Linked DNA regions of Mus musculus: region 1 is linked to region 2. The links are chromatin loops, found by intact Hi-C in ENCODE. Cell type or tissue: left cerebral cortex. All regions are shown on one strand.

Region 1 (8,000 bases), 56 kb after region 2:
TTGTATTTTAAGGGCAGATTATGTAGCCTAAAGAAATTTTAAGCTTGGATGTCTAAATATGAAGTTGTACATTTTTGAAGTTGTATTTAATAAAAAAATTTTTATATGTGTCAAAAACTATTACTCAGAATGGTGTGTTGCTGTAACATCTGACCTGTTAGATGAGTTGATTTATAATTATGTTCAATTTATATAAAAAATCATAGGGATTTGGGGGATAGAGCAGTAATGTATTTATATAAGAAAATACTCAGGACTGGAGATATGGCTCAGCGGTTAAGAGCACTGACTGCTCTTCCAGAGGTCCTGAGTTCAAATCCCAGCAACCACATGGTGGCTCACAATTATCTGTAATGGGATGCAATGCCCTCTTCTGGTGTATTTGAAGACAGCAGCAGTGAACCCACATACATGAAATAAATAAATCTTAAAAAAGCCTCCTCAGATGGAAGCTCTATAGAAGAAGAAGAAGAAGGAAGAAAAAGAAGAAATAGGAGGAGGGGGAGGAAGAGGAAGAAGAGGAAGAAGAAATAAAGTAATAATATCCTGGGGCTGGAGAGATGGGTTAGCAGGTAAAAGTACTTGTTGCTGCTGTTGAAGACCTAGGTTTCGATCCCAGCACCTACGTAGTGGCTCACAACTATGTGTAACTCGGAGGGATCCAACACTCACATTTCTTCTCTGACCTCTGTGGGTAATGTACACACATGGGACATCTATATACCCACTCACATAAATACATCTAATAATAAATAAAAATACTTAACAGGAAGCCTAGTTACATATTAGGGAGTTTTTATTTTGTTGAGACAGAGTTTGTATACACCAAATTGGCCTAGAACTACTGCCTCTGTGTGCCAAGTGCTGGAATGAAACCACACCCAGCATGTTTTGTATTAAAATATTAATGTATTTTTGTGTTAAAGAGTTAAAGCAGAAACTAACATTGATTATATAGTGGACTCTCTACCACAAATTAATTTTCGAAAGTGTTATGAACTATATGAAGTGTTCAAGTAGGGGTGCCTGGCAGGCCCATTCCAAGTTACCCCCTGAGAAATTACACCATGTGACAGGCTGGTATAAGGGGGCTTATTTGGGGGAGGGAGGAGAGTAAGGACCTGGAGAAGGGGTAGAGGTATACAGGAGCAGAGCCATGAGGGCAGAGAAGGGAGAGGAGGACAGAAAGAGACTATCCTGGGAACAGAGAGAGCGAGGGAGGGGGAAGCACATTGGGGTAGCAAGCAGCTCTTTTATGTCACTCAGTGTGCCACCTGCACCAGGCTGCAGATCATCATTCAAGTCCCTGGGAGGAGTCTAGCAGAATCACCTGTAAGTCAACAGATGTTTTAAAAAAAAAAATTAAACATTTTAAGCTTATTTGAAGGGCTTTCGAGTATATAAAAAAGAGACTGGAATAAATGAACTTTCACATATGCACATCAACAGTATTAACCATAATTTCTTAAAGGGCTATATTGTTTAGTCTGTATCCTTGTCTGTTCTTTGCTATCATTCCAACACATTTTAGACAGCACTACCACTCAGCACATCTGTCCAAAGTGCATTAAAACCTAACCACTACAGGGCCTGGGGAAGCGTACCTTTAATCGCAGATCTCAGGAAGCAGAGGCAGGTAGATGTCTGATTTCAAGGCCAGTCTGGTTTACATACATAAAGAGTTCCAGGACAGCCAAGGCTACAAACAGGCCCTATCTCAAAAAACAACAAAAAACTAATCATTGTCACAAAGTTCTATAATGCCTTAATATTAACTAATACTAATAGACAATTTGTGCTCCAACTTCCTCATGGTTATTCAAATAAGGATCCAAACAATGTTTCCAACCCACTTTGGAAATACATTAATCCTTCATTATCTTTCTTTGTATCCGGTATTTCATATAAATTGCTAAATATAGTTAGTTTTAAGCTATCTTAACCAACTTAATGATTATTTAGGAATGACTACACTGACTAGACATAGCTAGTAGGTGGATATGTACTATAAAGTAACACCACAATATGTCTTTTTTCATCCTAACATTTTATAAGGCTGAATTTTATATTTTATTTTAGCCTTCTTAAATTTTCAATTTGTTTTTACAAGTCCATGTCTTGAGTGTGCGGAAATGTGGATGTGGCGGTCAGAGGACTACTTTTGGGGGTCGGTTCTCCTGCCTGTTTCTGAGGCAGAGGCTCCTTTCTGCTTTGCTGTTCTGCACACTCTAGGCCAGCTGGCTTTCTAGGCTCCAGACAGTTCTGTCCCCTTCCCACCTCAGCATAGGATGCTGGGATTACAGGTGTGTATTGGGCTTGGACTCCCAAAGTAACCGAGGATGACCTTGAACTCCTGATCCTTCTGTGTCTACCTCCCAAGAGCTATGGTGATTGGTGTGTACCACCACAGGGCTTAAGCAACACTGGAAACAAAATCTAGGGCTTTGTGCATGCAAGGCAAGAATTCTACTAATTGAGCTACTTCCCCGGTTAGTCTCTTACTAAGAAGTAGGGAAAACTCGGGACTGATACCATGACTCAGTGGGTTAAGATACTCACCACCAAGCTTGTTGAACTGAGTTCAGTTCCCAGGACCCACATGGTAGAAGGAGAGACCCACCTTCCATAAGTTTTCCTCTGACCACATATGTGCTATGGCACATATGTACACACACATACCCACATACACACACATACAGAAACAGGGTAATAGAAAACATTAAAGCAGTAGGAAAGCTTAATTTCCCAATCTGCTAGCATACAATGAGTGATCTCTTATTTTTTGACAAAACTAACATCAGGTAGTTTTCAAACAGAAAGCTGACAGCTATAGTACTTATGAAACCAATTACCTTGGGAAAGACAGATTTGAGGCAAAATTAAGAAACAGGCAAGCCGGGCAGTGGTGGCGCACACCTTTAATTCCAACCCTTGGGAGGCAGAGGCAGGCAGATTTCTAAGTCCAAGGCTAGCCTGGTCTACTGAGTGAGTTCTAGGACAGCCTGGGCTACACGGAGAAACCATGTCTCAAAAAACAAAACAAAACAAAAATCCAAAGAGACAAAAAAAGGCAGGGACTATCGAGATGGCTTGGGACTGGAGAGATGGTTCAGCGGTTAAGAGCACTGACTGCTCTTCCAGAGGTCCTGAGTTCAAATCCCACCAACTACATGGTGGTACACAACCATCTGTAGTGGGATCTGATGCCCTCTTCTGGTGTGTCTGAAAACATCAACAGTGGATTCACATACATAAATAATTTATTGGGGGGGTGTTTTGTTTTGTTTTTTGAGACAGGGTTTCTCTGTATAGCCCTGGCTGCTCAGATCTCACTCTGTAGACCAGGCTGGCCTCAAACTCAGAAATCTGCCTGCCTCTGCCTCCCAAGTGCTGAGATTAAAGGCATGCCCCACCAATGCCCGGCTGTTAAATAAATCTTGAAAGAAAGAAAGAAAGAAAGGAAGGAAGGAAGAAAGAAAGAAAGAAAGAAAGAAAGAAAGAAAGAAAGAAAGAAAGAAAGAAAGAAGAAAAAAGAAAGGCAGCTTTAAAAGTGACGAAAGAAGGGCTGGAGAGATGGCACTGTGGTTAAGAGCCTGTCTGTTCTTCCAGAAGACCCAGGTTCAATTCCCAGCACCCACATGGTAGCTCACAACTGTCTAACTCCAATCCCAGGGGATTTGGCACCCTGACACAGACATACACATAGGCAAAACACCAATGCACATTAAAACAGACCTTTAAAAACAAAAAGTGGTGAAAGATCATGACTTAAGTGTGAGAGGAAGTTTTCAGATCGAGGCTACTGAAACTGGTGAGATGCACATAGTTGGCAGAGCGGCTGCACACTATCTGGTCTACAATCTTTGTTTTGCACATAGTTAAAGCATGAGTCTTTGGCTACTGGAACTAGCACCTTCTGGAAAAGACGGGAACATTCAGTTTCTAACTGCTAGCACTGCTCAGGCTTTTTTTTTTTTTTCTTTTTCTTTTTTGTGGTTTTGGCTTTTTAAGCCATGGGTTCCCCGTGTAACCCTGGATGGCCTGGAACTCACTCTAGACCAGGCTGGCCTCAAACTTGGAGATCCAACTGCCTCTGCCTCCTGAGTTCTTAAATTTTTTAAATTAAAGATGTGTACCACCATGCCATGCTTGTTCATTCTTTTTATTTCTTTTATTTTGTATGCCTGTGCACAGTGTGTGTGTGTGTGTGAGAGAGAGAGAGAGAGAGAGAGTGAGAGAGAGAGGCCTACTGAGGTCAGAAGAGGGGCTCAGATCCCCTGGAACTGGAGTTCTAGGCAGTTGTGAGCTGCCATGTGGAAGCTGGGCAGCAAGCCCAGGTCCTCTTTAGAAGAGCAGCCAGTACTCATAACTGCTGAGCCATGGCCCCAGCACTTGCTCATGCTTCAGGAAGGAACATTCTAACAGAATGGTCAGACCACGGAAAACATTCTAATAGTCACAGTTAAAAGCCAACTGTGATGTGTCCTGTGTCTAATTCCAATACTTCAGAGGCTGAAATGGGAAGATGGTGAGTTGCAGGCCAGCCTGAGCTACACAGCAAGATAGTGTCTGGGGTTGGAGCAGGGAGCTTACCTTAAACTTACTAAGATTTTTAGAAACTATATAACATTTGTGTGTGTGATGCAATGGGCACGGCAAGGTCAGCACAACTGCCAGTCTTCGTGTGTTTCTTCCGCCTTGTGGAGCCTGGGGACCAAGCTCAGGCTGCCAGGCTTTGAGCAGTCTCTTACCCATTGAGCCAGGTGATCAGCCCAAGAATAGGAGGTTTTATGGTAGAGCTGTCATTTTCTGAAGACATTATAAACTTCAAACCATAGGACCAGTGCTACTCTGAAAACCTTGGAGAACCATGCTGGGTCACTGTCCTCGCTGTTAGCTCCGTGCTCTCACCCAGTCTTCCTCAGATCCTGCTAAGGGACCCATCTCACCTGTGTGCTCAGTGCTTAGGTGACTGTAAACTTGACCTCTGCTCAGCAGAGTCGTCTGTGGACGAGCACTCCATCCAAAGGCAACCTCCTGCAGACTAAGGAGCTAGGTTTTATGCAAATCCAAATTCTACCGGGCTGTGATGGCTATTCCAGGTTGTCAATTTGACTACATCTGGAACGAACTACAATCCAGATCTGGAGGGCACACCTGTGATCCACATCTTGAGGCTGGAAGACACAAGTTTCTCACCTGGACCTTGACATGGAGATTTTGAGGCATAGTGGCTATAAAAAGCTTAGGCCTTGGCAAGGTAGTACAGGCCTTTAATCCCAGGAGACTAAGGCAAGGAGATCTCTAAATTCAAAGTCAACCTGGGACAAATCAAGGCCCAGATCTAGGCATGGCAGTACACACCCTTAATCTGGGCTACACCTTCTGCTGAAGGCCTACATAAGGAAAATTCACTCTTTGCCTGCTTTCGTTTACTTACTAGCACCATCTGTGGGAATCTACTTCTACAGAAGACCAGCTGAAACAACTAGCCTCATGGGATTGAGCAACTACTAGATCCTTGGACTTCCCATTCACAGCTGACCATTGTTGGGGAGTTGGACTACGGACTGTAAGCCATTATAACGAATTCCCTTACTATATAGAGACTTTCCATACGTTCTGTGACTCTGGAGAACCCTGCTTAATACACTGACTAGATCTAAAACACAAGGGAGCAACACTAAGAAACCAGAAACAAGGAACAGTTAGAGGGATCCTGTGTGTCCCAAGGGGGTGACAACAGTCTACCTCCGGGACAGCTGTTACCGTTCTCTCCACACTGCAGTCTGGCGCTGAGCTCACTTTATCTCAAGGTTAGTTTGAGTTTCCAGTCCTTACAGTCAAAGATCGAACCGGCCCATGTATGAACATTTATATTTAAAGGGAACCTTTTAAGTATCAAAAGATTACAGATGAATCATCCTAGCTGGGCAGTGGCGTCGCATGCTTTTGATCCCAGCACTCCGGAGGCAGACAAGATCTCTGTGAGTTCGAGGCCAGCCTGGGCTACAGAACCAGTTCCAGGACAGCCAAGGCTACATAGAGAAACCCTGTCTCAAAACAAAACAAAACAAAAACCAGATGAATTGTCCCAGATAAAATGGAATGGTCTTGGTGTTGTCTCTAGCCTCTTCAGGGAAGACTTAGTGTTTTGTTTTTGTTTTGTTTTGTTTTCGAGACAGGGATTCTCTGTGTAGCCCTGGCTGTCCTGGAACTCACTCTGTAAACCAGGCTGGCCTGGAACTCAGAAATTCGCCTGCCTCTGCCTCCCAAGTGCTGGGATTAAAGGCATGCGCCACCACGCCCAGCCTTTTTTTTTTTTTTTTTTTTTTTTTTTTTTTTTTTTTACTTAGTTTTAAAACCCCAAGGAAGGTAGATTTCTCTAAGGGTATGTCTGTGTTCCATTCTGGCTTTCATGTTTGGATCACTTGGGAAGTTTATTCTTGCCTGGAATTACTGATAATAGATTTTAGATGATACAGTTTTAGAATTTCTGCTTCAGCTGAGCATGGTGGCATATGCCTTTAATCCCAGAATTTGGGAGACAGAGGCAATTGGAGCTCTGTGAATTTAGAGCTAGCCTGATCTACATAGGGAGTCCCAGGCCAGCCAAGAGCTAGCAACACAGTGAGAGGTCTTCTCAAAAAGCAAAAACAAACAAATCCCCCACAAAAGCAAACTAGGCACAGTAGTCTGAATTCAGATAGAATTGAATGTTCAATTAGTTGAATATCTTTCTTTAGTTGTATTCTCCTAAAGTGAACCATCTGGGAATTGTTTTATTTTTAATCTGCTGTATTGTATGTGAACACACCAGCCACTGCTCATGTTGAGATCTGAGTGTAACTGTATGCAGTCAGTTCTCTCCTTCTACCTTAACTGGTGTGTTCTAGGAATCAACTCAGGTTGCCTGGTTTTCATGTCAAAAGTTTGCTGAGCCATCTAGGCATCCCAGGGTGGTGTGTTCATATATATTTATATTTAGTGTGTGAGGCTCAAGCTTAAATCTTTAGTAATAATTACATGTGTTTTATGTTTGAAACCATTATTCCCCTCCATTTGCTCTAGTTATTTAAATAAACCCTCATTTTATAGGTTACTCCTGAGCGAAGATGGCAGACGAGAAGCTGCCGCCCGGCTGGAAGAAGTATATGAGTCGCAGCTCAGGCCGGGAATACTACTTCAATCACATCACCAACGCCAGCCAGTGGGAGCGGCCCAGCGAAGGCAGCAGCAAGAACGGCCAGGGTGAGCCTGCCAGGGTGCGCTGCTCACACCTGCTGGTGAAGCACAGCCAATCTCGGAGGCCCTCATCCTGGCGCCAGGAAAAGATCACCAGGAGCAAGGAGGAGGCCCTGGAGCTCATCAATGGCTACATCCGGAAGATTAAGTCAGGAGAGGAGGACTTTGAATCTCTGGCCTCACAGTTCAGTGACTGCAGCTCTGCCAAAGCCAGGGGAGACCTGGGTGCCTTCAGCAGAGGACAGATGGAGAAACCGTTTGAGGATGCATCGTTTGCTCTACGGACTGGGGAGATGAGTGGGCCCGTGTTCACGGAGTCAGGCATCCATATCATCCTGCGCACAGAATGAGGGCAGGCACCTGGCCAGCCTGCTCCGGCTGCCACACAAGCCCATGGACGCTCTTCCTGCTGCTGTCACACAGTACTGTTCCTAAAGTGACTGGAAGGGGGACTGAGCATCCCGTTCCTTGTTTGCCCCCATTTGGGGGCTGTCCTAGCCAGGCTCCTGGGGGAATTGACTTCAGAAGGGCAATTGGGTTGGGGAGACCCCCAGGCTCAGGGGATCAGAGGTGACTTGATCCTCCAGGTCTCGGAGGCAGGCAGGAGGGCCTTTTTTCTTGTTAGTTATATGCTCCATTCCTCTGTTCAGTTGCAAAAAGCAGACACACAGCAACTCAGCCTCAAGATGCAATGCAGCACGCTATACACCTTCCATTAAAACTGGGACCGTTAAAAAATGTATAAATAAGTTCGT
Region 2 (8,000 bases):
CCCACTCACAGTAACAGTCTATAAATATAAGCATGATCATATTTTCCTAAATGTAATTAATTCTGCTTATTATAGGAGGCTTTAAATACGGGAAAAGAGCCCCCAGCTATTTGGAAAGTACAGAAAGCTTTGTTACAGAAATTTGTTCCTGAAATTCGAGATGGGCAAAGAGAATTTGCAGCTACAAATAGTGTAAGTGAAATGCTTGATTCTATCCGCTTTTCTAAGCTGACCCTTGGATGAACAGAGGTGGGGTCAGATGTCAGATGCATCAACATTTTTGATTGATAACAGCACAGGCTGCTCCTGCAGAGAACCTGGAATCCATTCCTAAGACCTACAAAGCAGGTGGAATGATAGCTCCAGCTCTAGGGATCCTATGCTCTCTTCTAATTACTGAGGACACCTGCACTCATGCACGCATTCACACAGACACATGTGCACAGTGAAGTAACAGCTGAGAAGATAGCTCTGGAGTTAATAGCGCATACTACTCTTGACCTGGACCTGAGTTCATGGTAGGAAGCTCACAACTTCCTCTAACTCCAACTCCTCAGGTACCAGCTCTCACTCATACGTGCTCATGTGTGCTTACTCCCTTGAGCGTTCTCTCTCTCTCTCTCTCTCTCTCTCTCTCTCTCTCTCTCTCTCTCTCTCTCTCTCTCTCTCTCTCTCTCTCTCTCTCTCTCTCTCTCTCTCTCTCTCTCTCTCTCTCCTGCTTTCTCCCTGCCCATTCTTAAAATCAGGATAAAATTGGTCTGGTCTGGTTATGGATATATTTTGGAAACTACAAAGGATGGGTGGCTGTGAACTTAACAGCATAATATTTATGTGTAGACTATATAATTGTATAATTAAAATACTTTTTTTCTTTAGTACCTTGGGTATTTTGGAGATGCAAAAACTAAATACAAAAGGATATATGTGAAGTTCATTGAAAATGCAAACAAAAAGGAATATGTCAGAGTGTGTTCCAAAAAGCCAAGAAATAAGCCTTCACAAACTATCAGGTATTTGTTTTCTTATGTATTTATTGGCTTATTTGGTTATTATTATTGTTTAAAGGATCTATCTTGTCAGTTAGGACTGAATGCTGCAATACCTTTTGCAGTAGGTGAATCCTTTTCAGAGAATGGGGTAGACATTGTAAAGCTAGTGGCTCTCTGGTAGAATAGGTTCCTTCTTTGCTTGGGTCTTTTTGGTGTCACTGTAGTAAAATGGAAAAAAAACAGAAGGAGCAAATTTTATTGAATCTAGCTCTTTGTGACAGAACTTCTCAGAAGCCCTCTTTGCCATCAATAGGGTGAAAGAAATAAATGAATGTCAAGGTTACAGCAAGATAATTGGGGGTTAGGGGACACACAGACAAGTGCATTATCAGGTCAGCACACAGTGAATTCCTATCCTAGATCAATGTGCCTGGGTTGTCTGCAGCATGAATCTAGAAGGTAACTAGTCTGACTAACTGTGTGATAGGTATTCGAATGTGCGGATGACCCTAGATACTCTAATCAATCTGCTGTCATCAGTGGGCCTAGTTTAATTAAGATCACCGCCCATTTTGAGATTTAGCATGGGACAAATCTTAAGAGGTCTCAGCCTGATGCATTTGTACATCAGAACTTCGTGGCCACCACAGCATCAGAGCTAGATTTGGCTTTCCACATCTCATATTCTCTGGAAAATGAATCCATACGGAGTTTGGTAGAGATAAAGATTGAGGTAATATCCCCTTAATAATTGAACATAGAGTTCCAGTCTCAATCTATTTCATGACAATGCTGTGGGAGTCATTTGAGTTGTATATAGCACATGGACTTTATTTTGGAAGTGTTGGTCTGAGCAAGTTTATTATTTTCTTATAAATCATAAAAGTCCTTTCTCTTTTTTAATCTTAAAAGATTTAATGATTTTAATAAAATTTGTTTTAACATTGCAGAAATATTCCATCTAAGCCAAGTAGTATCAGTAAAACTTCTGACCCACCAGTATCAAAAACTACAACTACAAAAACCCCGTCTACAAAACCCAAAGCTAAACAGCTCAAAATAAAGGCTGAGCCACCACCAAAGAAAAGGAAGAAATGGAAGGAAGAATTTTCATCATCACAATCTGAATCATCTCCTGAGGTCCGTTCTAGCAGTAGTGAGGATGAGGGTGAGTTCCCCAAGAAATTAGTGTTTTGATGCTTACAGGTGGTGTGCAGGAGTGAAGGGGGATGGTGGTGGTGGCAGTTCAGATCGGGTTTGCTTAGTACCAGAGTGATGCTACTGTACAAAGTTCACTATGCTTTGTATAAACCACACCCAACAGAACACATCTAGCCTACACATGTAGAGGACAGAGATTGGCAGACTTGCTTACAGACATCGCTGTTTGCTACCCAACTTTTGTGGATAATTTATTGGAATACAGCTCCACAGCTACTGTTTGGAAATACATGATTTCATTTAGTTGCAGTTTTGAGTTGTGGTATAGAGACCATGTGACCAGAAAAATGCTAAACTATCCACCATATGACTCTTGAGGAAATTTTACTGACTCTCATTCATAATTTCATAACAGTAAAGACAAAGGAGGATGAAGGGAAAATGGAAGGCTGTTGAAGCCAAGCTGTCTTAGTCAGGGTTTCTATTCCTGCACAAACATCATGACCAAGAAGCAAGTTGGGGAGGAAAGGGTTTATTCGGCTTACACTTCCATACTGCTGTTCATCACCAAGGAAGTCAGGACTGGAACTCAAGCAGGTCAGAAAGCAGGAGCTGATGCAGAGGCCATGGAGGGATGTTCTTTACTGGCTTGCCTCACCTGGCTTGCTCAGCCTGCTTTCTTATAGAACCAAGACTACCAGCCCTGAGATGGTCCCACCCACAAGGGGCCTTTCCCCCTTGATCACTAATTGAGAAAATGCCTTACAGTTGGATCTCATGGAGGCATTTCCTCAACTGAAGCTCCTTTCTCTGTGATAACTCCAGCTGTGTCAAGTTGACACAAAACTAGCCAGTACACAAGCTAAAGCTGAAAACCTGGGGTCTTTATAAACAAAGGAGAGTTTTTGGAGGAACTCAAGTAAAAGCAACATGACGAAATTTTAAATTTAATTATTAGACCAGTTTCAGGCAAAAATGGTATCGAAACCTAAGTAGTGGAAACAGAAATGAAAGAGGAGAATGGAAAGTGTTCTGTTTTGCTTGGTGACCGTCTCCCTAAGGAGTCCTGGCTGTCATGGAGCTTAAATTGTAGACCAGGCTGTCCTGGAACACAGATCCTCCTGCCTCTGCATCTTGTAATTATACCCTCAGGTAAAAAGGAACATTTTCCTTGCATAAATAACATGGCAGACCACTAGGTGTCACTAGTTAAGCAGTGTGTTCAGACCTTTAAGAGAATTACCTATAACATGGGTTTGAATGCTGGTGATTTTATTTTATTTTCACATGTTGGGTTTGTGTGTATGCTTGCATGTGTGCATGCATATGTAAGTGTACATGTGGCATGGCATATGTGAAGGTCAGAGGAGACTATTAGGAGAATCAGTTCAGTCATCAGGCTTGACACAGGATGTATCTTTACCCACTAAACTGTCTCCAGGCTTATGGTGTTTGTGTGTATGCATGCATTTAGTTATGTATTCATTCATTCGTTCATTCATTGGTTTTTGGAGACTTTCTCTGTGTGGAACTCGAACTGTAGACCAGGCTGGCCTTGAACTCAGAGACCCACTTGCTTCTTTCTGCCTCACAAGTGCTTGGGATTACAGGTATCTGGCACCACACCTGGCCTATATGGTGGTAATTTTTAAACTCTTTCAGAATATTCTCTTTTTTTTCCTTCAGAATATTCTTATAGTCTTGAACTGCTTTGAGGATTCCAAATAGGCTCAATCTATTTAGATTTACAAAGTAGCAATTAAATTAAAATGTTTAAAATATTTGTAAGTGATTGATTATTATTAACACAATTGGTTCTATTTTTATATTTGTCTACATTCCATTAGTTACTGTGTATTAGTTTGGTTAAAGAATATGAAGAGAGCATGTTGGGAAGACAATGTTAACTGTCTTTTCAGATAATTACCAATATTTCTTGATACATAAACCTGACAGTTATACTTTTAGCTATTTATGTATATGAGTATTTTGCCTGTATGCATGCCATGTGTGTGCCTGGCACCTTCAGGGGTCAGAAGGCGCATAAGATCTTCTGGAACTGACTTACATATGGTTGTAAATGACCCTGTAGATGCTGAGACCCAAGCCTGGGTTCTCTACAAGAACAGCAAGTACTTTAGCCTCTGTGCCGTGTCTAGCCCTTTCCTCTGCTCTATGCTGGTAACCTAACCTTTTTTTCCTTTTTTTTAATGAAATATTTTATGTAATGAGTACACTGTAGCTGTCTTCTAATACACCAGAAGAGGGCATCAAATCCCATTACATGTGGTTGCTGGGAATTGAACTTAAGACCTCTGAAAGAGCAGTCAGTGCTTGTAGCTGCTGAGCCATCTCTCCATCCCCTAACCTTTTTTTTTTTTTAATTCATTGTGTTGTTTGTTTATTATTGTGAGAGTGTATGCATGATGTATGTTGGTGCAATTGAACTTAAACAATCATACTCCCAAGCAAAGAAAACTGACCCTCTAGCCCCACCCCACCCCCCTTTTGGTTTTTTGTTTTGTTTTATTTTGTTTGTTTGTTTGTTTTTGAGACAGGGTTTCTCTTTGTAGCCCTGGCTCTCCTGGAATCCCACCTGCCTCTGCCACCTAAGTGCTGGGATTAAAGGCATGAGCCCAGCCCTTTTTTGGGCCTGAATTTTCTTATACACATGGAACAGTGTATTGTGTTCTTGTGTTTTGGGGTTTTTGACTTAGCATGTTTTCACAGTTCATTTGTGTTAACAGCACATGCGATACTGTGTACATGGAGGTTAAAGGACAAATTGGGGAAGTCGGCTCTCCTTCCACAGTGTGTGTCCTGGGTATTGAACTCAGGTATCAGGCTTGCACCCAGTGCTTTTACTGGTGTTGCTTTTTTGCTGGACTTGATTGTGTTTGTGACTTGCATTTACCTGACTAACTGTGAATGCTTACTGGACAGTTATATATCTTCTTTGCAGGAATGTCTCTTTAGTCCTTACTTGCTTTGGGGTGCAGTTTCTAGACAGGGTTTCTCTGTGTAGTCCTGGCTCTCCTAGAGCTCATCTGTAGACTAGGCTGGTCTTGAACTCAGAGATCCTACCTCTGCCTCCCACGTGCTGGCATTAAAGGCATGCGCCACCACTGCTGGGCTGCAGTACTAGCTTATTAGTGGTTCCTTGTCCTTTTGGGATTAAATTTAGGATTTCTTGATTTTTGTCTCTGGGTTGAATTTGTTTTATGAGACAGAGTCTCTGTAGCCCAAATTAGCTTTCAATTCTGTACAGCTCAAGATGGCTTTGAATTCCTGACTCCCCTGCCTCTGCCTGCTCAGGACTGAGATGATTGTGTGCCTCATTTCAACTGGCTGTATTCCGGGCTTTAAACTTTATTATATGCATGATTTGAAAATATTAATATAGTATTACTATTAATACTATATGGTGTCTTTCTAAATGTTTTACATTCTGATGGAGCCCAACTTACTGATTCTGTTTTTTGTGCTTTTGTTGTGGTTAAAATCAAATCCAAGGACATCAATGCTTAAAATTTTAAGAGTTTTATATATAATTATTATTTTCTTCTTAAGACTCTTCTTTGGTCCTGTTTTATCTTAGAATATTTAAAAAATAACATTTAGAGTTGGGGTGTGGCTTAGTAGTAGGAGATTTGTCTGTCGTGCATGGGACCATGTGTTCAGTCATCAATACAGACAAATAATTCCGTAATGCTACTACTGATATCATCAGTGAGCCTTTAAATATTGTGTTCAGCTTACAATAGTGGGTACAAGTTTTCTAGAATTCTAAATTATACATGGAATCAGCTACATCTTATCATTGATAAATACTGTCAGGTTTTTTGTTTTGTTTTGGTTTTTGGTTTTTCGAGACATGGTTTCTCTGTGTAGCCCTGGCTATCCTGGAACTCACTTTGTAGACCAGGCTGGCCTCAAACTGAGAAATCCGCCTGCCTCTGCCTCCTAAGTGCTGGGATTAAAGGTGTGTACCACCATCGCCCAGCATACTGTCAGGTTTTAGGTTTTGTTTTTGTTTGTTTTTGAGACAAAATCTTGCTGTGTAGCAGTGGCTCTCACTGTGTACTTACTATTCACTGTATAGTTCAGAGCCACCTGCCTTTGCTAGTGCTAGGGTGCAAGCCACCATGCCCAGCCTGGTTTTCATTTTAGAGGCAGGGTCCTCACTACTTAGAACCAACAGACATTTTTTTAAATTGTTAATTATGTGCTCTGTGTGTGTGTGTCTGTCTATCTGTCTGTCTGTCTGTCTGTTTTGTCCATGTTTGTCTGTGTCAGAATGTGTATTTGTGCATTTGAGTGCAGTGTTTGCAGAGGTCAAATGGGTACATTGAATCCCTTGGAACTGGAGTTACAGGCAGCTATGGTCTGCTCACCTTGGATGCTGTGAATCAAATTGCATCCTCCCCAGGAGCAGTGTACGTTCTCCGTGTATGTATCACTGAGCTGTCTCTCTAGTTCCCAATTTTGGTCTCGTTTTAAGACTTATTTCATTTTCTAGGTATGACTGTTTTGCTTGTATTTATGTATATATACCCCATTTGGGCCTTCTACCCACAGAGGCCAGAAAAGAACATCAGTTTTCTTCTTAGAATTCCAGTTCCAGCCAAGTTTTCTGGAATAACATCCAGTGCCCTTAACTGCTGAGCTATCTCTCCAGACCTGGCCTTTATTGAACTCTAATAGGTCTCCTGAGTACTGGGATTACAGTCATGTACCACCAATCTCATTTAATCCTGCATTCTTAGATAGAATTTAATATGTGTAGGCTATGTTTGCATTTAAAAATTAATACATGTCACTCGAAATCTGTAATAATTTTTTTTAAGATTTATTTATTTATTATATGTAAGTACACTGTAGCTGTCTTCAGACACTCCAGAAGAGGGAGTCAGATCTCGTTACAGATGGCTGTGAGCCACCATGTGGTTGCTGGGATTTGAACTCTGGACCTTCGGAAGAACAGTCGGGTGCTCTTACCCACTGAGCCATCTCACCAGCCCCCTGTAATAATTTTAAGTGTAGAAATAGAGTTGGATGTGGTGACTCACCCCTTTAATCCCAGCACTTGGGAGGCAGAGGCATGAGGATCTCTGAGTTCAAGGTTAGCCTGGTCTATAAAGTGAGTCCAATACTTATAATCTCAGCACTTGGGAGGTTAATGCTTTTGAAGACTTGCTAAGTGCAAAACCCTGCATCAACAGAACAAAACAAGCTCTTCTATGAATGTGTTATGCATACCAGGCTAGCCTACTTGTGTGTTGCTGTTGATAACCTTTAACTCTTGACCTCCCAGTCTTACCTACTACTGCAGGCATTACAGTGTGCATCACCACAATCCGACTCATTTAGAATGTCTTTGTCTATGTCTGTGCTTAGGTATGCTTGCATATGTGTGTGTTGGCGCCCGAGAGTGTGTGTAAGCCAGAGGTTGCTGTCCAGTGCCTTCCTTCATTCCTCATCACCTTTTTCTTTTCTGAGACAGGCTCTTCCATTTGAACCTGGAGCCTAATGACTGAGCAAGAATGGCTGGCCAGCAAGTCTCCAAGGATCCTCCTGTCTCGACCTTCCCAGTGCTAGGACTACAAGTGTGTGCCATGCCAGGCATGGTGGCACATGCATTTAATCCCAGCCCTTGGGAGGCAGAGGCAGGTGGATATCTGTGAGTTCAAGACCATCCTGATCTACAAATCGAGTTCCAGGACAGCCAGGGCTGTTACATAGAGAAACCATGTCTGAAAAACAAACAAACAAAGTATGGGTAACTGGAGATCTGAATTCAGATCTTCATGCTTCATGGCCAACACTTTACTGACTGAGCCATCTCCCACA

Evidence for each region. Peaks named below come from ENCODE experiments on the same cell type or tissue, not always from the same donor. Only the 100,000 strongest peaks of a DNase experiment are listed, where the experiment ranks them.
Region 1: a loop joins it to region 2, with 2.1 times the contacts of the local background. A loop is called at or near these places in 2 of 42 quality-filtered maps.

The regions. Positions count from the first base shown.
Region 1 is chr2:104,713,901-104,721,900 of GRCm38, reverse strand. Pin1rt1 (protein (peptidyl-prolyl cis/trans isomerase) NIMA-interacting 1, retrogene 1) reads left to right here and starts at 5,611. Exons shown (of 2, transcript NM_001033768.2): 1 at 5,611-5,816; 2 at 7,099-7,975. The coding sequence starts at 7,116. The coding sequence ends at 7,595. It overlaps Depdc7 (DEP domain containing 7), which reads left to right. Exons shown (of 9, transcript NM_144804.2): 9 at 1-117. In left cerebral cortex, CTCF peaks have their summits at 383 (motif pointing left) and 3,211 (motif pointing left); no DNase peak of the experiment used is centred here.
Region 2 is chr2:104,770,329-104,778,328 of GRCm38, reverse strand. It overlaps Qser1 (glutamine and serine rich 1), which reads left to right. Exons shown (of 12, transcript NM_001123327.2): 5 at 76-192; 6 at 877-1,010; 7 at 1,940-2,157. Among named protein-coding and RNA genes, the nearest start is that of Depdc7, 31 kb to the right of the region's middle. In left cerebral cortex, CTCF peaks have their summits at 3,345 (motif pointing right) and 4,410 (motif pointing right); a DNase peak (open chromatin) is centred at 3,351.